6 separate regions of the Homo sapiens genome follow, and all the other regions are linked to region 4. The links are chromatin loops, found by intact Hi-C in ENCODE. Cell type or tissue: GM12878. All regions are shown on one strand.

Region 1 (4,000 bases), 93 kb before region 4:
ATAATGGTTTCAATGACCGATCCTCAACTATCCCCCACCCCTTTCCATCAACCTCCTTGAGTTCATCATATCAAGATCTTCTTGTTTCCCAACAAGTCTTCATCAAGATTTACTCTCCAAGCTTTAGTTCCATCCACTCACCTACCCAACCTTAAAACATCTATTTATACATTTGTCCGTCCCTTTTCTCCCACGTATATGTCCATCCTTGTAGCTATTCCCTCGCCCACCTGTCTGTCCATCATCAATCCGTCCATGCTACATTTACAGAATATTGAGATAAAGGCATTGCCCTAACAACTTGATACAGGAATAAGTAAAGAGAGAATTATATCACGGTATAAAAAATGCCACCAAGGAGAAGCATCCCAGAACTCGATGGTAGTACAGTGGAAAGACCTGTACTTGGAGGAAAGATAATGGAACTTTCTAGGAGAGTTGATACATTGGCTGAATTTCGAAGGTAAAATAAGCATTAGGAAGGTAAAGGAGTATTATGTACAAAGACAAAGAGATATATGAAAGCAATATGAGTCTGGAGAAACTGTAATTTGACCTGACTAGAAGGTAAGTTGAATAATGAGAGATGACTGAAGAAGCAGACAAAGTGGAGATGGCAGATAGCCTTTCCTTCAGTTATGGTTTCAAACCCTATGAAGAAAGCTGTTGAGTTTCTATCCACCTGCATATTTTTTATTATTATTTTAGTTAGGTGTGCTTTTTTCAAAGATAAACACTCTATTCCTTTTGCTTCTTCCAGTTTTCAACTGAAGATGTGGAGACCTCTCCTCACAGATGTGTTTTGAAAATTTAAAAGCATTTTAAACAGCAACCTAAGTAAATTAATTATTCAAGACAAGACACAGACCTCTTTAATTGCTTCAAAGAAAGTAAAATACCGGGTAACTTGTCAGGTATTTGTCCAAATCTTCTTTTCCCACAACTTCTGCTCCAAAGATTATGCATTTAGTAATAATACAAAAATCTATTAACAATATTTAGATTAATACTAAAATTTAGTAATAATTTAGAAATCTCTAGTTTGAACTATTCATGAGGAAATTACAAACTACTACACATCTCTAACTGGTAGCATTCACATGCCAGCTGTGGTCTATTATTTGGTGACATGCGGGGACTGCTTCTAAGTTGTTTGAGGGGCTTCTATTTTCTGAATATATCAAGGACAAGATGATGTGACCTGCAGCCCATTGGGGGTCAAGGGGAAAGGTGGTAGAGGTGAGGGATAAGAGAAGTAAAATGTAAGTGCAAAGGCTTTATTCTCTCTGCTTATGGATCTTTCCTCATATCCCCGAACGGAGTCCACCAATTCTGCTTCCCAGTAAACAGCCTATGGGGCACCTGCCTGTAAATACCTGGAGCATCATCAGGTTGGGGGGCGGGGAATTAACAAACACCCTAAAGCCTTTGAGGTAGAAGCAACGCAGGCCCTCTTATAATGTGGGCCAACCGCCCGGCCCCAGGCTCCGCGGATCCCGCCCGGAGTGGTCTCCTGGATCCTCTCTCCTCGGGCGGGCGTCCGGTTCCCGCGCGCTCCAAAGGGCTGCCCGCAGGCCGAGACCACAAGGGGGCGGCGCCTGACCCACTCAGCGGGCAGAAAGCGCTGCCTGCTCCGCTCTCCAGGCGCCGCCCCGGCTCCCGGATGTAGGGTGCTCTCCGCCCGCCCCGCCCCCCGGGGGGTGTGGTGCCCTCCGTCCGCCTCGCCCCCCTCACCCGCAGGCCACCCGGCTTCCCACCGGATGGCGGCGGCCGGGTCCTGGAGGCCCGCAAGGCGGGCGCCGCTCAGCGATCTTCGCTGATGGGCCGCGGCGGTAAAACCTGCCCCGCCCACTCGCGGTAAGCAAAGGTACGGCCCCCCAGGCCCCGCCCCCTGTCCTGACAGATAAGCCTCCTGGCCAACCAGGCTTCTCATCTTCCTCTTAAGTTTTGCTCCGTATCCCCGCCCCAGCTTTGAGCCCCACCCCCAGCGGACAAGCTCCGCCTCCAGCCCGCCTCAGAGGAAAGTGAGCTACAGGATAGGAAGCTGCGGGTCTGCGCAGCCTGAGTGCACAGAGTACCTGTAATGCCTGTGGTGCCGGCCGGGAGGGTTGGGCCCAGAAGAAGGCAGACTAGCCCCTGCCCTGCCCAACTTCAGTCCAGCCAAAGAGAAGTAAACGAGGGAGTGGGTGTTAGGTAAGGAAAGTACCCTGACCGGACGGGTTAGGTGAGAAGGTTTCTTGGAGGAACTGAGACCGGAAGATGGAAGGAATTCGCTAGGCCAGAGGCGGGAGGGTGCCCAGGGGAGGGGACAGAGTTCCAGTAAGAGAAAATAGCAGGCCTCGGTGAGAGGATCACCATAGGTTCCAGAAACTAAAACAATTTTTGACCAATATGGCTGGAGCATAGAGTAGTCCAGCAAGAAATAAAGCTGGACAGAGAATGGAAGTCAGATTCTAGAAGACTCTAGAGGTTCACACCTCTAGAGGCTTTTAAAGTGGGAACGTGGCATAATCAGATCTACATTTCATAAAGGTCACTCTGCAGAGTGCATTGGGAGAAGATCAGACTAGGGACAGGAAAATCAGAAGACTGGCATTGATGTGGACTAGGATGGGGGCAGTGAGGATGAAGAGAGAGGGGTGGATTTGAAAGATGTTTTGCACATAGAATTAACAAATTTTGGATGAGGTGGCAGGGTAGGTGAGAATTCAAGAGAATGAAGAGTAAAGATGATTTATTTCTGCATCAGCAAGGTCAATGGTGACCATACAAGTTATCGCTCGCTCCCCTCCATATTTTTAGCACTTTCAGAGCTGTTACCTTACTGCCTTGAGTGTTTCTCTTTTGCGTAGAGAATTTATTGCTGTTCCAGATTAGAGCTTCCTTGAAGAAATGGACATCTTCAGGTTTTCCTTTGCTTAGATTGTACCGCAAATTACCCATTTGATCATTTGCTGAATGATCCAATGAATCAATGGCCCCAAGGGTTTGATCCTCAAAACTAAAAAAAAAAGCTGTCAGAAAGGCCAGTCCTCAAGAGGTACATTTATAGTCATGTGCCCCATAATGACATTTTGATCATCGATGGACTACATATATGACATTAGTCCCATAAGATTATAATGGAGCTGAAAAATTCTTATCACCTAGCGACAAAGCCATTGTAACACTGTACCGCAATGTATTACTCACATGTTTGTTGTGATGCTGGTGTAAACAAACCTACCATGCTGCCAGTCATATAAAAAGGTAGCACACATGATTATGTGCAATACATAATACTTCAAAATGATAATAAACGACTGTTACTGGTTCATATATTTACTGTATTATACTTTTTATCATTATTTTAGAGTGCATTCCTTCTACTTATAAGAAAAGTTAACTGTCAGCCTCAGGCAGGCCTTTCAGGAGGTATTCCATAAGAGCATTGTCATCATAGGAGATGACAGCTCCGGGTGTGTTATTGCCCCTGAAGACCTTCCAATGGGACAAGATGTGGAGGTGGAAGACAGTGACACTGATGATCCTGACTCTCTGTAAGCCTAGGCTAATGTGTGTGTTTGTGTCTGTTTTTAACAAAAAAGTTTAAAAATTAAAAAGTTAAGATATAAAAAGCTTATAGAATAAGGATATAAAGAAAAAAAAGTTTTGTGTATCTGTACAATGTATTTATGTTTTAAACTTATTATAAAAGAGTCATTTTTTTCAAGTTTATAAAGTAAAAACATTATGGTAAGCTAAGGTTACTGATGAAAGAAAAATATTTTTTCATAAATATAGTGAAACCTAAGTGTACAGTGTTTATGAAGTCTATAGTAGCGTACAGTAATTTTTCTAACAAAAATATATACTATTCACAGAATATTAAAAAGACTAGAAGATAAGGAATCACTTTTCTGATATGAGTCAATATTTGATCCTACATCATGTTATCACAGTAAAATAGAATCAAAGATTGACTCACCCCAGCATTATCAAAAGACCATGGAGGCCAGGC
Region 2 (4,000 bases), 260 kb after region 4:
AATAAGAAAAGTTCTAACAGGCGGTTAACACTTTATAAACAGTACCTGTTTTATTATCATTATTGTTATTATATATAGCCCATTGCTACTGCTCCCAGACAGTGGTGCCTTTTCAGGTGAATGGTGACTTTGTTTCTGATTTCTCATTTATCTAGAAGATAACAACAAAAAAGCTCTTTTAAAAAAATAACATGCATCCTGATATCCAATCTCAAAGCCATGGTCTGGGTAGAATAAACACTCTCTCAGTCCTCTTTTAGAGACAGCCTATCCTAACTTCTGTGCTGGGCAAGTCTGCCACAGTTCAGAGTGGCTGGCAGAGGGGCACCACTAGAGCCCTCATGCTGGGGCCACTCAGAGTTCCTAGAAGATTAAAGTTGAAGAGGCAGCAGAGAACCCAGACAAGCAAGTGTCCTCATCCACAGAACAGGCCTGCAAGCTAATCTTCCCCAAATACTATGTCCCGCATGGTCATCCTGCCCCCTCCATCCAGCACCCACAGTAACTCTCCTGCCTTAATTCCCTCTGCTGTGAGGTCCTCCATGATCTAACCAGACCTAACTAAACCAATGATGTTCCCACCACTCTCATATTCAATATCGTTTTTATCCCACAAATAAATTAGGGCCTGCCTCAAAGTTGGGGATCATCCTGTTATTCCTAAAACTTCTCCCCCAAAACCCACTCTATGACACCCCTGGGCTTATATAAGTTCCAGCTACCTTTCAAAGCCCTGTTCAAATCTCACCTCTTCTACAAAACTGCTCTTACATGATAGAAACCACAGTGGTATCTCCAGCCCAGAATGCCTATTTCAGGGATCACCCATATGAAAAGATGTGGCAGGTTTCAGCTTTCTGTGGGAGGAAATAAGCCCCCAAGACAAAGGACCAGGTTTCATACTTCTTTTGAATTCTCCTGTGTTTGGTGATCAGGAAATTGCACACTAGCCAAGTGTACTATGAACATAATTTGTGTTTTGTGACTACTCTTTTCCAACTGACCTGCGATATAAATATCTAAGGTGCTAGAATTGCTGGATGTCTTGAAGGTGACAAAAATCACATCTGAGATTGTATTGTATCATTTAAAATTACATGTTTAAAGGGGGAAAAGACTTTCTAATCATGTATAGCAGTGCTGTGGGGATCAGTATACAATTTTCCTTTTATTCCCCTCCTGATTATGAAACCAGCTGAGACACGGGACATACTGGAGTTAGATAAATAAAGACAAAAAATAATCAGTTTCATTTCTGATAAAGCAAGTTGGAGAACATGACTTTAGATCTATCATCTATCTTCTAGATCTATCCTGAGTGTATACCCCAGAATTTTGAACCATCCAGTCATAGGAACAACCACAGAAGCCCAGTCCTACCCTATTACAGGGCACTGTCCCAGAAGCTACAAGCAAAAGGGAGTAGAGAAGATACGTTCCTGGAGGGCCGGCCAGTTCTAAAGAGGAGGAAGAAGCTGAGAGGAGCACAGCCAGTTCTTCTAAATCCATCTATTACAGTTCAGGAGGAATGAGCAAAGGATGATGACAAAGGCCTAAAAAGTGTTTTCTGGAGGAAGTTCTTCCACCAAGAAATATAACAGAGAAAAGGAGGTTCCCCTCACTGACTAATGGTTCTAAACTATAGGAAGCATTATGCAAATATTAACTACTTAAGTGGTTAACATCTGAAAGAAGCTAAAAACTTAATAGATTTAATCTTTGCTGATACACAGAACTCACACAATGATTTGCTTATTTCACTGAGAATTGCTGTCCTCCATAGGGGATATTAGTTCACTTATACATCATCCACTCAACTTGACATGTATTGCCAAACAGCTATTCGTTGGAGTCTAGCCGGAGCACATATATACTAAGGAGGGCTTCATGCTTCAGCTGGAACTAAGCACTCATTCATTCAACATATATTAATTACTGTGTGCCAGACACAGAGCTTGGTGGTAGAGACATCATAATGTACACCCTAGATAGTCTCGTGGGCAACAATATCAAACAAGCACAAGGGGGCAGCAGGATCCCCACATTCAACCAGTTCTCAGAACAAGTGCCTTAACTGATGGATTGGCTCAGATGCTGTTAAACACCGATTATATTATGGAAACATATGTAGTGCAACGTCCTGGCCATTATAATGAGGAAAACATGAACACGACTTGAACCAGGACAAGGGATACCAAGGGATATCTTCATTAAAATACACTTTTAATAATAAATAATTCTAAGATGCTGTGGGTGCATTTCCAATTTGAGTATGGTGGGCAAAAACATCATTACCTACAAATCCTTCTTGGCTTTCACATTCTGCACTTCTCAATGCTTCCTTCTTTTGTATAAGCCTCGCACAGCTCTGGGACACTTTGCTGGGGAGAAGAGCCTTATAGTTCTAACGAGTGCCCAATAATGGGGATTTTACATTCTATACCATGGTGGTAAGAGTGACACAGCACACACTGTCGCTTGGGCTACAGTGAAATTCATTGAAAAGAGTAAAGCTGAGCTATAAGAAAGGGCGGGTGGGAGGGAGGAAAGGGAGGAGAAACGGAGCAGGAAGACAGCCTGGCTTGCAATGGGTTCTCAAGCACAATGCACTTCACACACAATGCATGAGGTCTTTTTTGTCAAAATCCCTTAGCTGCGCATTGTCCAGAGCCCGGGAGGCTGCAAAGGCATTCCAACCCCTGACGGCAATCCCGCAGGCTCTGCCCAGGTCAGCCAGGAGCAAGCAGCTTTGACACTCCCAACACACAGAGGGTGACAAGAAGGGCTCACAGCCTCTTCAGATGTATCCTTTGCTTCATGATCACTGTTTTATTATTTTTATTATTTTAATTCTTTCCCTTTTGAGCTTCTCTGCCTTCCCATGCAAAACTGGTTCAGAGATGCCACTTTTGGAGCTCATTATGTTGTCATGGCAACTAGAATTTTCAAAGTTTATTTCTCCTCCTCTTCTCTCCTCCATGAACTCTCCTTCCCCATCCCCTTCTCTTAACACATATACGTTTTGCATAAGAAACAAAACATGGAAGAAAATAAGACCTATAGCAGCACCATCAGGTAAATTTTTTCTCACACGCTATTTTCTCACACGCTCTTAGCACAGCATGTCCCTACTGGGTACGTGAAATTACCCCTGTTCCCACTGTCTCCAATTAATATTCTTAGACTCCCAGTCACCCATGATGTTTCGGAGCAAGGCCTTGGGTAGCAGCCATCAGCTGTGCCTCCTCCTCTTTTCCTCCTCCTCTCTTCCTGCAGAGAGAAGCAGATATATTCCTTCCTGCTTATATAAACCACGAACATGCTGTGTCTTATTTGTCATTTGTTAGTCCCTGAAAACAACAACAACTGTGGATGAGGGAAAGTGAAAACACCTCAGATGCACTTCACAGGGGATCTCTCTGGAGACTGGAGGAATTACAGTTGGCAAAACAAAAGGAAAGGAAATCCCCAAAGAAAATTTGCTAAATTGATTGTTTAATTATAACACTAACCTTTGCTATCAAAGACCAGGTGAGACAGAGAGGGAAAAGGAATCGAAACAGGAATGAGAGAGCCTGAACTTCCACACTGAACATAAGCCACCTAAGAAAGGCAGTCACCCTGCCACCTGGGGGACACTCATGCCCTGGCACGCTGAGCTGGCACCTGCAGGTGAAATGCTTGTTTGGTCCACAGAGCTGCTAGAGGGGTGGCACTCTGCAGACCTCTGCTCTCTCTGTGCTGGGGTGTAGAGAGAGACTTGAGAGAGATGGTCAGGTCAAGCCTGTGGCAGAGTCCCTCTGTCCCCCTGAGAGCCCACACCCCTGCTGCACTGCCCTCGCAGGAAGAGGTCAGATAACTGGCCCAGAAAACATGGGAATTCGCAGCTGAGGGGGCATGGAACATTCAGATGAGGCCTGGTCCATATTAGGGGGACTGTGTCCAGGGGCTCTAAGACAGAATGACCCTCTGGCTACTGAGATCCAGTATTTTTAATTTA
Region 3 (4,000 bases), 750 kb after region 4:
TTTGAGAAGCTGGGAGGAGCCAGGGACCTGCTCATGTCTGTGATACAGACCCCACCCCTAAACTGTCCTCTACAGATATACAGCCAGGGCAGGGGGCTCCAGGTGCCCAGGGGATGTGCTCAGGGTGATCCTCCAACAGCCAGCCCTCAGACGGCACATGGTTCCCAGGAAGGACTTTGAAAAGCTGAAATCTCAACCAGCCATGCAGGCTCCTTGGGAAGGATCCGTGCAAGGGTCCACAGGTCCACCCTCCCCAGGCTCACAGAGAAGGCCCAGGCTGAAGGGTGGACCACATGTTTCACTCGCACAGGACTATAGCTTTGGGTTTGAAAGGGACACACTTATTGAGTACCTACTATGTGCCAAGCTCTGTACTAGACACTGGGGATACAAAGATAAATGTGACATAGTCCCTGCCTTCAAGGAGTTCGCAGTTCATTGGAAAAAACTGACATAAAATCAAATAATTAGAATGCGTAAGGCCATTCTAAGGATTAAATGTAATTAATTGTAGTTAAGTGGGAGACAACACTAAGTCATTTAATCCTCACACGAACAGCCTGGGAGAGGTGGTGTTGGCCCATTTTACAGGTGAAGAAAGTGAGGTTACATTGGTGAAATCACTTGCCTCAGGTCATACAACTAGGGAGAGACACTGCCGGCGGAGTGCGGGAGCACCACACAGCCTGGTGAGAGTCACTTCTGGGCCTCTCTTCCCAGCTGTTTGCTCTGTGGTATCTCACTGGTGGCTTGAAACCTACCAACAGATGGGTCACAGAAATCAGCAAACACTACAAAGCAGGTGACAGCCTGGATTCAGATTCCAGTTTGAAACTAAAGACTCCCTCCAGTCTCCCCTAGAACATTCTCTGATTTGAACCACCCACTCCTTCTAAAAAGTCTGCCTCCCCAAGAGACTCACAGCAGCTTGCCCTGGACAAGACCAAAAAAGACAATGGATGTGGTCCGCCTTGGGAGTCCCCAAGGGCTGTGCAACAAAGTCAAGTCACCGTCCACCCTTCAGCTCTGAGCTAGAATCTCAGCAGACACATCTGGGCCAGGTAAGCCAGTGGGCCTGGGATGGGAGGGATAGAGTGGACCAAGAGGAAGAGGCGGCTGCGAGGGAGAGCGCGTTCATTTCTCTAGAACGCTCATCTGGAGAACGTGGTTAGTGTGATTAGTTGAGTAATCTCTGTCTCCCCCACCAGGTCCACAAGGACAAGGACTGTGGCTGGCTTCACTAACCACGGTAGTGCAAGCACCACACCTGGGCAGCAGGAAGCCCCGCACCAAGATTTGTTGAGTGAATGAATGAGGTAGTGAATGAAGCAGGAGGCCATAAACGCTGAGGGTGTACACCTGCCTCCCTCCCGCATCTCCTACCCACCCTATGAGGAGGGAGGGGAGGCAGCAGGAGAGCTGGGCTACCTGGGGTAGAGTCCAGGTTCTGCTACTTACTAGGTAACCTGTGCCTCTGCGTCCTCCGCTGTAAAACGGGGTCTGTGGGGTTGTCCTGAGAATTAAATGAGTTAACATTTGTAAAGTACCTGGCACGCAGTAAGCGCTATATGTGCTAAACAGATAAGGAAGATACCCCCGCCCCCCAACCCTCCACTCCCCAGATCACTCTGTGGGCAGAGACCGTTTTCTCCTCTGCTCTTCCAAGGTAACGGTTCAGCCCGTTCCACCCCGAAAGGGTTTCCCTGGGGAAAAGAACCACCGCCTTGTCAGAGCTCCGAGCGTCCTCCCCTTCCCCACACCCCGTCCCACCTCCAGCGTCCCCACCCACCCACCTCTGTCTCTCTGTAAGTGACCCTGAGCCTCGTCCAGCTCCGCCAGGCCCCCAGGCTCGCGGAAGGGGCCCCAGCAGCCCCGCTGCGGGCTGGGGGTCCGGGAAGCTGCAGGCTGGACGCACCGCCCCAGTCAGCGCCAAGGCCCGGCCCGCACGCCGCGGGCGCCACCCAGTGGCCATCTGCGGAATCGGCGGCGGAGGCGGCCTACAAGAGCCTGGAGGCCCAGAGGGCACCCGGGGTGACAAAAGGGAGAGAAGGTGGAAGGAAGGGCGTAACACCGAAGGGACTGCTAGTCTGTAGGTCATAGAGCAATTCATTCAGTCCAGGAACAGTGATCCGTGGGGAGGGCTGCACGGGCGCCGGTGCGCAGAGCCTGCAGGGGCCCTTTTCTCTCTGTGGGTTAGATATCCCCGGCCCCAGGTGACCCCTCCTGTAGGACAATCTCTGGCATGAGTCTGAGGTTCCTGCTCCTGGAATCCCTGGCTTCCCTGTGCCAAGCGCATTACACCCACAGCGCCACAGCTCTGGGCTGATGAGAAGACAAAGACGGGACTCTACACCCTGACGTTGGAGAAGCGCCTCGCTCCCTGGCTGAGGTCTCTGGGGAATAGCATTTGGCGGAGACTCCAGGTTCTAATCCCAGCTATGCCCTGACTCTACGTGTGCCCCAGCCCATCTGTGCCTCGATGTTCCCATCTGTGGAAAAATGATGATAAAAATAAAAAATCTACCCAACCTCCTTTCCGGAGGTGGGGGAGGTGAGGCTTGCACGAAATAATGCTGACGAAAGCATTTTGAAGACCAAAAACCATGGTATTCCAAGTTTCTGATCTGTGATAGCTTTAGTAACCAGGTGAATACAAGAAATTACAAATACACTTACTTAAAGAGTAAGCCCCTCAAGTTCTGACATTAAAAACTCAAACAGGAGACTTTTGTTTGGAGGGGAAAGAAAGGAGCATGCAGTTGAGATCCAAAAATACGAAGTTCCATATGGGAAATTTAAATGATCTTAAGGATTTTACTATATAAAATTTAGAAGGCAGCTCACTCTTCAGGAAACCAGTAGAACAGACATTACCATCCCCAAAGACATTTGGAGGACAAAGGAAAAGCCAAAAGTTAACTAGGATCCTACTTGATCTACTTCAAAAGCACAATCACAGAACCTCACAGTGACCTAGGACATCCCAACAGCCACCAGCATCTATTCAGAGTGCGCATGAACACCTCCACCTGCCCACTTGTACAGGGCTATTCCTTGTACAAGAACAAATCCACCTGCAGACCCCATTCTGATAGCCACAGCAGTGGAACCCAGGCCCCTGACTATTGGCCCAGTATCATAAGAATGAAGCTGTCCCCCATTTCAGAGTTCAGACCTGGAATCTCAAGGCAGGATGAGAATTGACCCCAGAGTGAGGGAGAGAGGCACCCCTGACCCAACCTCTACCCCCGAAACAGAGCAGCGAGCCAAACAGCATTCCCTCACTGACTGGGTACCATGGGTAGCAGCTGCGGGGAAAGCGAGACCACCTGCTTCAGGAGAGAGGATTGGGGCAAGCTGAGCAGGGGCCCAGCACCTGGCAGGGCAGACCCGAATGAGGGATTTCAGCTCCTTTGATTAACACATCTCCTCAAAGTCCTTTTTATTTTTTTTATTTATTTATTTATTTATTTATTTATTTATTTATTTTGAGATGGAGTCTCACTCTGTAGCCAGGCTGGAGTGCAGTGGCGCGATCTCAGCTCACTGCAACCTCCGCCTCCCGGGTTCACACCATTCTCCTGCCTCAGCCTCTCAAGTAGCTGGGACTACAGGTGCATGCCACCACGCCAGGCAAATTTTTTATTTTTTGTAGAAACGGGGTTTCGCCATGTTGGCCAGGATGGTCTCGATCTCTTGACCTCGTGATCTGCCCACCTCAGCCTTCCAAAGTGCTGGGATTACAGGCGTGAGCCACCTCACCCAGCCCCAAAAGTCCTTTTTGACATGCAGGGTCCTATGCAGATCCTAGCAGCCTCCTCCTCCTCCCTTCCCCCTCTCTTACTGTCTTCCTTCTAAGTAGAGAGGGTCACATACACCATCACAGCCTGTGTACTTCTGCTTCACCGTGTTTTTTCCCCAGTTTGTTCTGTTTCTCAGGCTTTTCTTCCCCCTTACATCACATGGTGCCACACAATATCTGTTTCCTCTGTGGTCCTCC
Region 4 (4,000 bases):
AAAAGCAATAAGTCCTTTTCAATTTACTCTCCTTTGGTTACCCCAGGCTGTAGATCACATTTTTCACACTAGCTAGGGAAGAATCAAACTACCTTCAGTTCTTTTATGGACAAGGCATCGTATAAAACACAACTTAAAAGATTGTTCCTTTAACTATAAAGTAATTAAAATGGACATTTATCTGATTTTTCTATATTTTGACAGTAGAGAAACACCAGACAGATCCTCTACCCCTTTCCTCTCATAAAGCAAAGATTAGGTGACTCGTATCTGTCACAGAGTAGTCGGTGTCAGAGAGGGGATGAGTGTCAAGCCTTCTAGCCCCTTGGCTGTCATGCTCGCTTTTAAGTGGCTCCTAACCTTTATGGGGTTGGACAGTGTCATACAGAGCTTTGAAAACTAGAGGAAAGCTAAGCCTTCTCCCTAGAAAAAATATATCCACATCCCCTTGTTTACTATGCCAGTGAGGTTCTGTGCCACCCATGTGTCCCATTCGATACAGAAATGATGAGAGTACATAGTTGGACAGTCCAACTAAGCCTCTGAAACTTAAGTTTTTAAGTTTTCGGTTATTAAGTTTTTTAGTCTCAATACCCTTTTACACTCTTAAAATGAATATCCAGGACTCTAAAGAGCTTTAGTCTATGTGGGGGGGGGGGGGGTAACGTCTCTCAATACTTAACCATATTCAAAATTAGAAATTTTAAAAATGTTCATTAAAAATAACAATTCTTGGCCGGGCGCGGTGGATCACGCCTGTAATCCCAGCACTTTGGGAGGCCTAGGCGGGCGGATCACGAGGTCAGGAGGGCGAGACCATCCTGGCTAACACGGTGAAACCTCGTCTCTACTAAAAGTACAAAAAATTAGCTGGGCATGGTGGTGGGTGCATGTAGTCCCAGCTACTCCGGAGGCTGAGGCAGGAGAATGGTGTGAACCCGGGAGGCGGAGCTTGCAGCGAGCCGAGATCGCACCACTGCCCTCCAGCCTTGGCGACAGAGCGAGACTCCGTCTCAAAAAAAACCAAAAAAACAAAACAACAACAACAAAACCAATTATTACATACACATAATAACGTATTTCAATAAAATAACTGTATTTTCCAAAAAAGTAATAAATGACGTTTTTTAAATTTTGCAAATCTTTATAATATCTTGCTTAATAGAAGGCAGCTCCATTCTCATATCTGCCTCTGTTTGAGTCTCATATCTGCCTCTGAGGACAGTGTAGGTCACATAGCCCTGGGAAGACTCCAGTGTACCCTTATAAGGGAATAAGAAGCCAAAGGCGGAATATGTCTTAGTATTACTATAAAAATAATTCTGACTTTGCAAAATCCCTAAAAGGTTCTTGGGACTCCCTGGACCACACTTTGCGAACTGCTGCTCAAACTCTATAAAGCATTAAGCCTTCAAAAGGTTCGTAGACATTAAACAAAAAGAAAGAAAAAGGCTGCATACTCAAATGACATTGAGAAAACAGGTTTCCTTTTTTTAACTTTTAAGTTCAGAGGTACGTGTGCAGGTTTGTTATATGGGCAAGTTGCATATCACGGCGGCAGGGGGTGCTGGTTTACAGGTTATTTTGTCACCCAGGTAATAAGCATAGTACCCGATAGTTTTTGATCCTTTGCCTCCTCCCACCTTCCACCCTCAAGGACACAAGATCATGTCCTTTGTAGCAACACAGAAGGAGCTGGAGGCCGTTATCCTAAGCAAACCAACACAGGAACAGAAAACAGGTTTTTATACCACAGGACTTGTGAGGCTTCCTGTTCAGGAGCACTAGGAAAACTACAGGTGCAGAAAGATGGAGGAGCTACTGCATTACACAAGATTGCCATTGGATGGCACTGCGGTTCCAGTCACAGGCAACCGGAGGCTCTGCATCAGGAAATGGCCCCTAGCTTGTGGAGGTCCACATGCCCCAGAGAGCTGAACTTACACAGGACACTGTTTTTGCTTTTTTTTTTTTTTTTTTTTTAATAGTGATTAAAGGTTTTCAGAGAGGGCAACATAAGCACGTTTCTTCTCAGTCCAGTGGGTGTTTTCCCCTTCACCCCCAGTTGTGGGCTTTCAGGTTGTCAAAATCAACAGTGAGGTTTGAAAGTACCTTCCAAGTTCATGACTCAGATTAGGAATCTGAGAAAGTCAAATGTGGAGATGACAGAGGCCCTGACCACAAAACATTAGTTATATGTAAAGGTCATGAAGAAACCAAGATGTTCTCAGCTAATATTCCCAGATCTGGCTAATACTGAGTTAATTTTACAAGAGTAAAAAATTAACTGGACTCCCCGAGAATATCTGCATTGAAGAGGGCAGTGCACATGAGGAAAAAGCTGTCCTGAGAGACCAAGGGCTCAGAGAGATGAGGGCTCCCTTCAGGTGCTAATAGGCTCTGCAAGAAGCCACTCAAATGATGGGAGAGCCTGATGGTGGTGGAGGAGTGACACACACTCTGGTCCATGGTGAGGCACTCAGCCTGATGGCAGTGTGGGGGTGACACATGTCCTGGTTCATGGAAAGACACAGAGAGAACCTGATGGTGGTGCGGAGGTGACACCCTGGTCCATGTTGAGGCGCTCACACAGAGAGCCTGTTGGCAGTATGTGAGTGATACATGTTCTGGTGCATGCTGAGATGCTCACACAGGCAGCCTGAGGGTGGTGTGGAGGTGACACATGTTCTGGTCCATGGTGACATCCTCACAAAGAGTAAGCCACTGGTGAACCATGAGCCGTCACTATTTTTCTGGGTTCTGCTGCTCTGTGCCAGCTGTCTAGCCGTGAAATTGGCTCTGGCTAGAACATCAACATTCAGAGGGTGGAGAAGGCCTCAGAACAAAGGTCTGGAGAAGGTTAGTGGCTGGGATATTTTTCAGGGCTTCAGTGTAGCATCTGAAGAGTGTTGGGGGAGAGTGTAGGCTTGAGAGGCCAGCTCCTGCCAGGTCTCAAGGAAATCTAGGCAGGCTGTGGAAGTTGGTCTTTGTCTTAGGGGTGGTAGAGAGCTACTGAAGGGTTGTAAGTCAGTGCTCTTGGATTTGCTATGTTCCAAAATGTTAATTGCTGTGATATGGAGATACAATTCATAAGGTGGTCAGTGACTATTAAGAGAGACAGGTATATACGTATAACTGTTTATACTTTCCTTGTGCTAGTTATTAACATCAACTTATTTAATCCTCTTTTCCTCCCAGTGAGGTAGGAAGTATTATCACCTCTTCTCTCTAGATGGGGAGACTGAGGCACAGAGCATTTAAGGGACTTTCCCACCATCTCACAGTCAATAAATGGTAGAGCCAGGATTTGAACCCAGTGAGTCTGGTTCCAGCAGCTATTTAACTACCCCATTATACTTCCTCACTAATTAAAGGGGGAAATGGCCTTGGAGTGCTATAGCTAGTTTGGAGACATCACTTGGGTACAGTGGGAACCCAAAGGAAAAAATGTCAAATCCTATTGGTATTGGGGTAGAGAAAGAGAGGGTGCAGTAAGACAAAAATTCATAGCTTGTGCTGAATCTGCCAGTGGAGTTTGTGTTGATTAAGTATATTGTGGGGTGGAGGAGAAAAGTGGGGGGACACTTAGAAGAAGCAAGGCTCGTCTCAGTACTGCAGGTAGTTACCTTTGTCCAGAGTCTAAGGAACTTGTAGCCACAGGTAAAGCTGGCCTGGTGATGACAGGGCGACATACCCCATGCAAAGGAATTCATATTTGTTACTAGTAAGCTTAGGTTGTTAGAGTCAATCCATTATTTCATACACGTCGAGATCATTTAGAAGGCTGCCTTTTCCAAATATTAGCCTTTTTGGGGTTCTGACATGGAAACTTGATAAAAATGTCATCATCCAATTCATGGTTTAAAATACTGATTTGGGACAGAAATCAGTTAGGGCAGAACCCCTGAGCAAAGGACATAAACCACAGCTTATGGCTAATCAATCAGTTACATAGTCACCCCACCATATTGTCGCCTGGTCCACATCTTCGTCTTATTCA
Region 5 (4,000 bases), 430 kb after region 4:
TAGCAGAGCCCATGGTATATAGTAGGAGCTTAGTCAATGTTCAATGCAGGTAAGAATGAACATGAGGCATTCACTAAGGAGCCATTACAAAGACAGGGCTTTGCTCACCCACTCTGGCCTGAGCCATGGCTCCTGCTCACTCCCACCCTTGCAGGCTGCCTCCGAGGCACCACTCCCATTTCTTCCCGACAGCAAAACTTCACACCCCAAAGCAATGGCTCTGCTACATCCCCAAAGTGAAGAGCCTAGACGGCAAATAACACCCACCCACCAGTCAAGCTAGTGCCCCTCAACCTGGCAGACTGGACAAAGACATGACTTAGAAAGGTCAAAGGGAGCTCCGAGTCGCCACGGCCTCAAAGACCATCACCCTTCATGGCAACCACAATCAGGGACAAGATGGAAGTCTGTCCAGGACTCTGACTCTCTGTTCTAGAATTCAGTGACACTCATTACACTCTGTGCCTGACACTGTGCATATTTTAGGGAAGAATATCTATCCCTGGTATCCAGATTGCTTGTGTTTTGAAATCTTGAACAAATGGAGATGATGGGGCAGTAAGGACTGGGAGCCCCAGGGCAGGACCTTGCCTGCCTCACTCACCACTGTACTTGGCACACAGTGGGGCCCCGGTAACTGTTATTTTATTAATAAATTAATATTCAATTGATAAATGAATCATACAGGGAAACTAGAGCCAGAGGTATCCTTACAAAAGGTACCCACACTCTCCACACTGTATACCCATTTGAACTTTTTATACTGTCCACTGTAGACACACATGACCTATTTAAAAAAGAAAATAAACCAGCATACATGGAAGATCCCTTTCATGTTTAAAAAAAAAAAGAGAAGGCCAGGTGCGGTGGCTCACGCCTGTAATCCCAGCACTTTCAGAAGCCGAGGTGGGCAGATCACGAGGTCAGGAGATCAAGATCATCCTGGCTAACACGGTGAAACCCCATCTCTACTAAAAAAAATACAAAATGTTAGCCAGGCATGGTGGCACGCACCTGTAGTCCCAGCTACTCAGGAGGCTGAGGCAGGAGAATGGCGTGAACCTGGGAGGCAGAGCTTGCAGTGAGCTGAGATCGTGCGACTGCATTCCAGCCTGGGCAACACAGCAAGACTCCGTCTCAAAAAAAACAAAAACAAAAAAAAAGAGAAGGGAGAGAACAAGAAAAAATTCTGTCTTGCTGGAAGGATGATGAGTCTTCTCTCGGTAGCAGGGTTATTTTCACTTTCTTCTTTACTCCTCTAACCATTTTCTGAGTGTTCAAATGAGCATGTGTTCATTTATCACTACAAAATCAATTAAAGCTATATGTATCCTGAAAAGAACAAATCAACACAAAAACCCATCCCAACCTGAGAGTGAGGAGGAATGCGATGGCCAGAGAAATCAGAAAAAGACTTCGGAGAGGATTAAATGCAAGAGAATGAAGGGACCTGGCCAAAATGAGGAAATGACCATGAAACCACTTTGAAACTTGCAAAAGACATCTTCCTTCCTGCCTTCCCTCCTGTACCAGCTCACTGCTCACTAGAGGCCTCATTTCATAAACTTTACTGGCAATCTCCTCAAACACCCCTTCACTCCTCGTTCCCTCTGAGCCCATTAATGAGGACCTGTGTTGCTCCAACTCTCTTTCTAGTCTAGCAGTTTCAAGACAATCATTAGGGAAATGATAAAAATAGGTTCACTTATTGATTTATCTCCTTTACCCAATGCTCCTTCCTTTGAATGGTTGACTTGTTTCCTTAGCAACATGGCTAATTTGAGCAGCACGACGTGGCCTGCACACCTGCCATTTGTTCATTTCCTTCTTGAAGCACAGAAAGCTGGGGCAAGGGTGGTGATGCTGGTTCTGCTGTCACCGGAGCCCTGGGGGCCTGGCCTGGAGCTGAGCTCTTCATCTGCCTGAGCCTGAAAAGCCTCCTCATCATCACCTCTCAGGTACAGATCTGTAGGTACATGCTTGGGAAGGACTTAGGCCTCAGGCAGTAAATATTGGGTGTCCCCAGGCAAACATGCATCTCTATCACCACCAGGGGGCTCATCCTGAAGACCTCTGTACTTAGCTGTCTCCTCCCAGAGCCTATGACATCCGAACACTAAGAAGGCCATGCTCTGACAGGCAGGCAGATAGAATGCTGTGCACTCTCCCAACTTCAGCCTAATGCAGAATATGCTTTTGTGGGGAGCAGTCGGTGGGCACTCAGGCACTTCCTGGAAACTCCTGGGGGGGTATAGAAGAGTCCACAGTCTGAGGGGAGGCATTCCTCAGCCTCCTTTACCCATTTCCACCCCTCACCCCAGACCCTACAGGAAGACCTGTCTCCTTTTCTCCCTTCAGTCTCATGTTTTTGGATGTCTAAATCCAAGAGATGTAACAGCCTCAGAGGATGGCATGGACACCTTCATGCATGTCTTTCCACCTCTTCTTCATGTGCACATAAATATCATCCTAATAAGTGGACTTTGACTCAAAGACAGTAACAGAGAAAGAGCCTTAACTAGTCTGTGATTCCCTATTAGCATGACACCAAATAGACATTTTACATATGAACAGGAATGAAATACAGCTATCCAAGCCTTCCGTGTAACTTCAGAATCTTCTTCAAGACCTGGAATGCAATGGAAAAAATGTAGCTTGGTAAAGGAAACCAGAGCCAGGCCTCCGACTGCAAAAGCTGTCCCAACACAGTACTCAAGAGTCAATGAAGGGTTATGACCATCCATTCCCACAGAACCAAACAAGAAATACAAAAGGACTGAAGCCTAAAATGATACCGGAATCTGAACTCCCTCTGAAAACTGTAAAGTGTTGCACAAATACAGTTACTTTCAGTATCCTACTAACTCAATCTTTCAGCATCTACTGTGGCTCAATACTTTGGGGAAAGCATCTGTTGGTGGTTACAGCCTCCAGCCCTCAGGAGTGGGCTGGCTGGCTGTAGCCATGGACTGACACAGAGGAGACCAACTCCAATAAAGGATTTAAAAGAAAATTATGGTAATGGGCCTCCAGGAAAAGAGCAAAGACATTTGGCCCAGAACCTCCTGAGAATATGGAAAGCGCATCCAAACACCAGTCCCCAGAGGAGGATTTATGAAGCTGATGGCTCTGATGCAATCTCTCCCAGTGATTAGAAGGGATATTAATCACACCCCAGGCCAGGGCTAAGAACAGGAGGGGTTGAACCATCACAGAAGTCTGGCTCCAGTTCCCACAGACCCTGATGGAAATGCAGTGAGATCATGCTGGTGAGATCATATGACCCTCGTCTGAGCCGACTGAGAAAGATACATCTGTCCTGGAGGGACGAGTAATGCCGAAGACATAAGACCTTGTGCCTAAAACCCAGACATAGCAATAGTTATGACCATCACTTCAACAGTGTGTCTGCATCCCTCATGGTCTTCCTCACCTTCCTAGAAGCAGACATTCTTACAGAAATCTCTGCTTCCTAACCTGTCTACACAAAAGGAAAATTCAAACCAGCCCTGTTCAAACAGGCCTGGCCTGGCCAGGCACAGTGGCTCACGCCTGCAATCCCAGCACTTTGGGAGGCCGAGGCGAGTGAATCACTTGAGGTCAAGAGTTCAAGACCAGCCTGGCCAACATGGTGAAACACTGTCTCTGCAATTAATACAAAAATTAGCCAGACATGGTGGTGGGCACCTGTAATCCCAGCTACTTAGGAGGCTGAGGCAGGAGAATAGCTTGAACCCAGGAGATGGAGGTTGTGGTGAGCCGAGATCATACCACTGCACTCCAGCCTGGGGGACAGGGTGAGACTCTGTCTCAAAAAACAAAACAAAACAAAAAAAGAACAAGCAAGCAAAAACAGCCCTGGCCAGTCCAGCTCCCTTCCTGGAGGGATGTTTCACATTTTCTCCAGATCATGGCATAAAGTAGAAGTCAGTATGAGGTAAAAAGATGGAGAGCCAAGAGGGCTTTCTAATGCCTCTCAGCAAGCCGCTCCACCCTGCCC
Region 6 (4,000 bases), 510 kb after region 4:
AGTGAAAGCCACACAGCTAGTTAGTGAGAGAGGGGAGACCAAAACTCAGACTTCCCACCACCCTATCCAATCCTGTTGCCTCCTCACCCAACATACACATCAAATGTTTAATTCTGGAAGCATTTAAATGACATATTTGGTTTCTCTGTGGAAAATTGATGTTATTTTTATCTGATGTTCTGTACACTTGGAACAACCAAAGGATTTTTTTTCTCAATGTCCTTTGTTACTTTGAAAACTGTCTTTGTGAAAACATTTTTTTGTTATTTTATTTTATTTATTTATTTTTATTATACTTTAAGTTTTAGGGTACATGTGATTCAGTTGAAACGATACATGAATGAAAACATTAAAAAATTTTTTTATTAACAGACATGCCAGTGGACCTGGGTGCTTGATGTTACTTAACACAGGTATCATTTCCACTTTTTCCCTCTGCTCCAAGCCACAGGGAAACTCAGCCATTTCCAGGGCCCTTGGCTTCAGGAAGGTCTCTTGATAAAAATTAAACTAGATCCCACCATTTCATTTAGGGGCATATTCTTTGTTTGCATTGGTTTTGTGTTGAAATGATAATATTTTTGGTGCACTGAATTAAATCAGGCCAAGGAGGTATCATCAGAAGTTACTAGGTGGGCTGTAGGGAAAGTTCTTCCAAAGGGGGCTGACTCCAATATCAGGCTTCCTTTTGCCCTCAGGTCTGCCACTTGGTCGATCGGCGATGCAGGAAGCCACACTAAAGATGGCAGGGTGGGCAGACCCTGTTGACATCAGAGAAGTGCCCCACCAGGCCCAGGCTGCCTCCTCCTGACTTGCTGTAATGAGAAAAATAAAACTGCAATTTGTTCTTCAGGTCACTCTACTCCAAAAGTCAAATAAAATTTCTGATACAGGAGCCCTGTATCTCTTATCTGTCCATCACATAGAATGAAAGGGTTTTAGGAGAAGACTATTTTAAAATGCAGGAATTTGCCCAAATCTCTGATTTGACCCAGTCAAAATCCTTGTACTAAAGAATCCTGCAGAATGCCAGGCAAAGCAGGCTCCATGCAACTGCAGAGACCTTCCTGAAACCAAGGGCCCTGGAAATGGCTGAGTTTCCCTGTGGCTTGGAGCAGAGGGAAAAAGTGGAAATGATACCTGTGTTAAGTAACATCAAGCACCCAGGTCCACTGGCATGTCTGTTAATATCCTGGACCAGGTCATGAAGGAAGTAGAAGCTACCCTACTTTTCTTTAACTTTTAACTGTCTGCAACCCAGATCAAGCCACCCAGCCAATCTCTGGCATCCATCACCCTGGAATATACCAATGCCATCTCAAAAGAACTCCTATTTTGGGAACCACCCTTTGAAAATGTCAAGAGCTGTGGGTGTCTTCAAAATGGTGAAATTACTTACCTCTGAGTTTCATGGTCAGTATATGTTGCCATCAAAACCGAGTCAAAACAGCTGGATAACCAAGACAGCATACACACTGCCACATCAAAACTCACTCCGCAATTTCAGCTTCTTACTTAAAGAAAACAACAACAATCTTCTATTGAAATTTACTTTAAAGCAGAGCTCCAATTTACCTTTTGTTTTACTTGCACAATTTGAATTCTTTTTTTTTTATTTTTTAAACATTTTTCCTAAAAAAAATTGAGAGGTATAATTCTTTGGAATATCATTTTTCTATTTCATATATGTAAAAGAAATCAATAAAATAAGTTATAGGAAAATTTGTTCCTGGTGTTATGCATGTGTGTGTGTTTCTAGAAATCTAATGTTATTATTGCAAAGCACATATTGTCCTATAGATGGTGAAAGTGAGGTTCAGGAAGGCTAAGTAACTTATGTAATATCAGACAGCTAAGAATTACTGGGTTCAAATCCAGATAATGCCCCCTCTACATCCAACTATCCCAGGACTCAGCCTCAGAGTCATAAGTTATGATCCAGTTGAGGGAGGAGAAAAGGAAAAACTAGTTGGGCAGACAGCTAAAGCTTGTCTTTGGTAAAATTCTTTCAAAATGAAAGACAGCCTGAAAAATCAAGCTACAGGCACAAATAGAGCAGCCTGGGGAAAACTCAGGCTGCAGCTGCACAGACAAGCAAGTAAGGCCCAACATAGCAGCCTTTGTTCTTGGTGTAATCAGTGGGCTCCCACAGAAAGGTTTCCTCCTCTTTTCGGGCATGTACACAGTGGGCTCCATGGGAACTTGCACAGGGAGGTGGGGGACCTACCCAAAACATAACCACAGTAACCCGAACAAGAGAAGCTGTGCTTTGTGCTTGCCTAAGGACATGCCCGCAGCTGCACAGATAAGGGGAATTACACAAACAGCTACAGAGATGAGGGGAGTTTCTTATAAAAGCTTTTGAATTCAACTGTAAAAAGGCAACCCTCTTTCGGGTCCCCTCTGTGGCAGAGGACTTTCTTCTTTTGCTTATTAAACTTTCGTTCTAACCTCACCCTTTGTCCACACTCCTTAATTTTTTTGGTCATGAAACGAAGAACTCCGGGTGATGCCTTACAACGAGAGACTGCTACATTGTGGTGCATTGGTAAGACTGTCACAGAATGAGCTCTGTCCCCTTACTGTATGTGCACAGAGATCCAGAACCTTTCAGAGATGTTCCAGTTGCCTTCTAACTGATCCAGAAAGGCAGCTTAGTCCCAGAAAAGAGTATGTAGAGGTCATCAGATGATCTCAGACAGTCTGCTGTGTCCCAAAAGGGAGATAGGGGGATTTGCTCCTGAAAAAGGCTGTGTCTGGCTGGGCAGGCCCCATGAGCACAAGGTACCTGCCCGCCCAGTTGCCATGGGTCTCAATCAATGGTTCTTAAACTAATCAATCACCTGAAGAGCTTGTAAAATATATACATCTATATACATCTTCCTGTTAAAACTTCACCTAAGATGAACTGATCTGAATCTTTGAGGGTTGGGGTCTAGACACCCATATTTTTTAAAAGCAGACTGGGAATGGGAAAGGCAGGGTCATTGGGCAGCTTACTGTGTAAATGGCTGTTCTGTCTTCCCGGCCACAGCCTGGGGGAAGCAGGACAGAGCCTAATAACAAACATGAGTAATAATCATACTAAGCACCTCACACACAACCCTGAATGCTGGTGTCCTCAGCCCCAGAAAGGTTAAGAGATGTGCCCAGGCTCCTGAGCAATAGACCCAGGCAAACTAATTCAAATGACTTTTCAGCTTCCACCAACTCTGCTGCCTGAAACTTCTTGAGAGGCGCCTGAGACAGCAGAGCTACGCATAGATGCTGGTGGAGATGAGGGCTCAAAGTAGGAAAGACTCAGAGCCTCCACTGTGTGGAGAGAGATTGGGCAGAGAGGCAGGCACCGCAACAGAGGAGCACCCTTGGGGAGCAAGTCCTGGCTGGTGTTCTAGATGGTTCTGGCTGCCCAGTATGGAGCAAACCAAAATAAGGACCACCTCTAATCCACATTAAAAAGGGCCCAGAGAGGTGAAGAGGCCTGGCCAAGGTCACGCAGCTTCCTATAGGTAGTTTCCTTTACAGAAACAATTCTTTTTTGTTTTTTTTAAGATGGAATCTCACTCTGTTGCCCAGGTTGGAGTGCAGTGTTGTGATCTCGGTTGACTGTAACCTCTGCTTCCCAGGTTCAAGCGATTCTCTTGCCTCAGCCTCCCAAATAGCTGGGATTACAGGCGTGTGCCACCATGCCCAGCTAATTTTTATATTTTTAGTAGAGATGGGGTTTCACCATATTGGCCAGGCTGGTCTTGAACTCCTGACCTCAAATGATCCACCCACTTCAACCTCCCAAAGTGCTGGGATTACAGGCATGAGCCACCGCACCCGGCCTCCTTTACAGCAACATTTCTTGAGCAACCCTATGTGAGCCTGGCCATGCACCAATGCCAGATTTAATGATATCCTTTCCAGGAGTGTGCATGTTATGAAAGAGGGCCATGGGTTAGAGTAATATTGATACGCAATCAGTCTTCCTGGGGTCAGTCCTCCCCATCAAAGG

What was found. Hi-C counts contacts between places; a loop is a spot of excess contacts. Peaks named below come from ENCODE experiments on the same cell type or tissue, not always from the same donor. Only the 100,000 strongest peaks of a DNase experiment are listed, where the experiment ranks them.
Region 1: a loop joins it to region 4, with 4 times the contacts of the local background. A loop is called at or near these places in 2 of 110 quality-filtered maps.
Region 2: a loop joins it to region 4, with 4 times the contacts of the local background. A loop is called at or near these places in 8 of 110 quality-filtered maps.
Region 3: it touches region 4 in a loop (12-fold over the local background); 10 of 110 quality-filtered maps call a loop at or near these places.
Region 5: a loop joins it to region 4, with 6 times the contacts of the local background. A loop is called at or near these places in 2 of 110 quality-filtered maps.
Region 6: a loop joins it to region 4, with 7 times the contacts of the local background. A loop is called at or near these places in 3 of 110 quality-filtered maps.

What each region holds. Positions count from the first base shown.
Region 1 is chr1:182,027,678-182,031,677 of GRCh38, reverse strand. No RefSeq gene overlaps it. Among named protein-coding and RNA genes, the nearest start is that of ZNF648, 32 kb to the left of the region's middle. RefSeq lists a silencer at 1,561-1,950. In GM12878, a CTCF peak has its summit at 1,589 (motif pointing right); a DNase peak (open chromatin) is centred at 1,947; H3K4me3 peaks cover 1,786 bases; H3K27ac peaks cover 1,395 bases.
Region 2 is chr1:181,674,500-181,678,499 of GRCh38, reverse strand. All of the region lies in intron 7 of CACNA1E (calcium voltage-gated channel subunit alpha1 E), which reads right to left. Among named protein-coding and RNA genes, the nearest start is that of CACNA1E, 190 kb to the right of the region's middle. In GM12878, a CTCF peak has its summit at 2,019 (motif pointing right); a DNase peak (open chromatin) is centred at 1,999.
Region 3 is chr1:181,188,017-181,192,016 of GRCh38, reverse strand. No RefSeq gene overlaps it. Among named protein-coding and RNA genes, the nearest start is that of LINC01732, 16 kb to the right of the region's middle. In GM12878, CTCF peaks have their summits at 1,202 and 1,965 (motif pointing left); a DNase peak (open chromatin) is centred at 1,959.
Region 4 is chr1:181,934,999-181,938,998 of GRCh38, reverse strand. No RefSeq gene overlaps it. Among named protein-coding and RNA genes, the nearest start is that of ZNF648, 120 kb to the left of the region's middle. In GM12878, a CTCF peak has its summit at 1,855 (motif pointing right); DNase peaks (open chromatin) are centred at 1,808 and 2,058; H3K27ac peaks cover 2,358 bases.
Region 5 is chr1:181,502,529-181,506,528 of GRCh38, reverse strand. The region is part of intron 1 of CACNA1E (calcium voltage-gated channel subunit alpha1 E); the gene reads right to left. Among named protein-coding and RNA genes, the nearest start is that of CACNA1E, 21 kb to the right of the region's middle. RefSeq lists enhancers at 1,035-1,264, 1,685-1,804. In GM12878, a CTCF peak has its summit at 2,043 (motif pointing right); DNase peaks (open chromatin) are centred at 1,528 and 2,015; H3K4me3 peaks cover 1,119 bases; H3K27ac peaks cover 3,285 bases.
Region 6 is chr1:181,428,731-181,432,730 of GRCh38, reverse strand. LOC107985232 (a long non-coding RNA gene) reads right to left here. Exons shown (of 3, transcript XR_001738319.2): 2 at 1,400-1,514; 3 at 342-815. It also overlaps a transcript of CACNA1E not described here. Among named protein-coding and RNA genes, the nearest start is that of CACNA1E, 53 kb to the left of the region's middle. RefSeq lists an enhancer at 2,150-2,429. In GM12878, no CTCF peak of the experiment used is centred here; a DNase peak (open chromatin) is centred at 2,300; H3K27ac peaks cover 3,355 bases.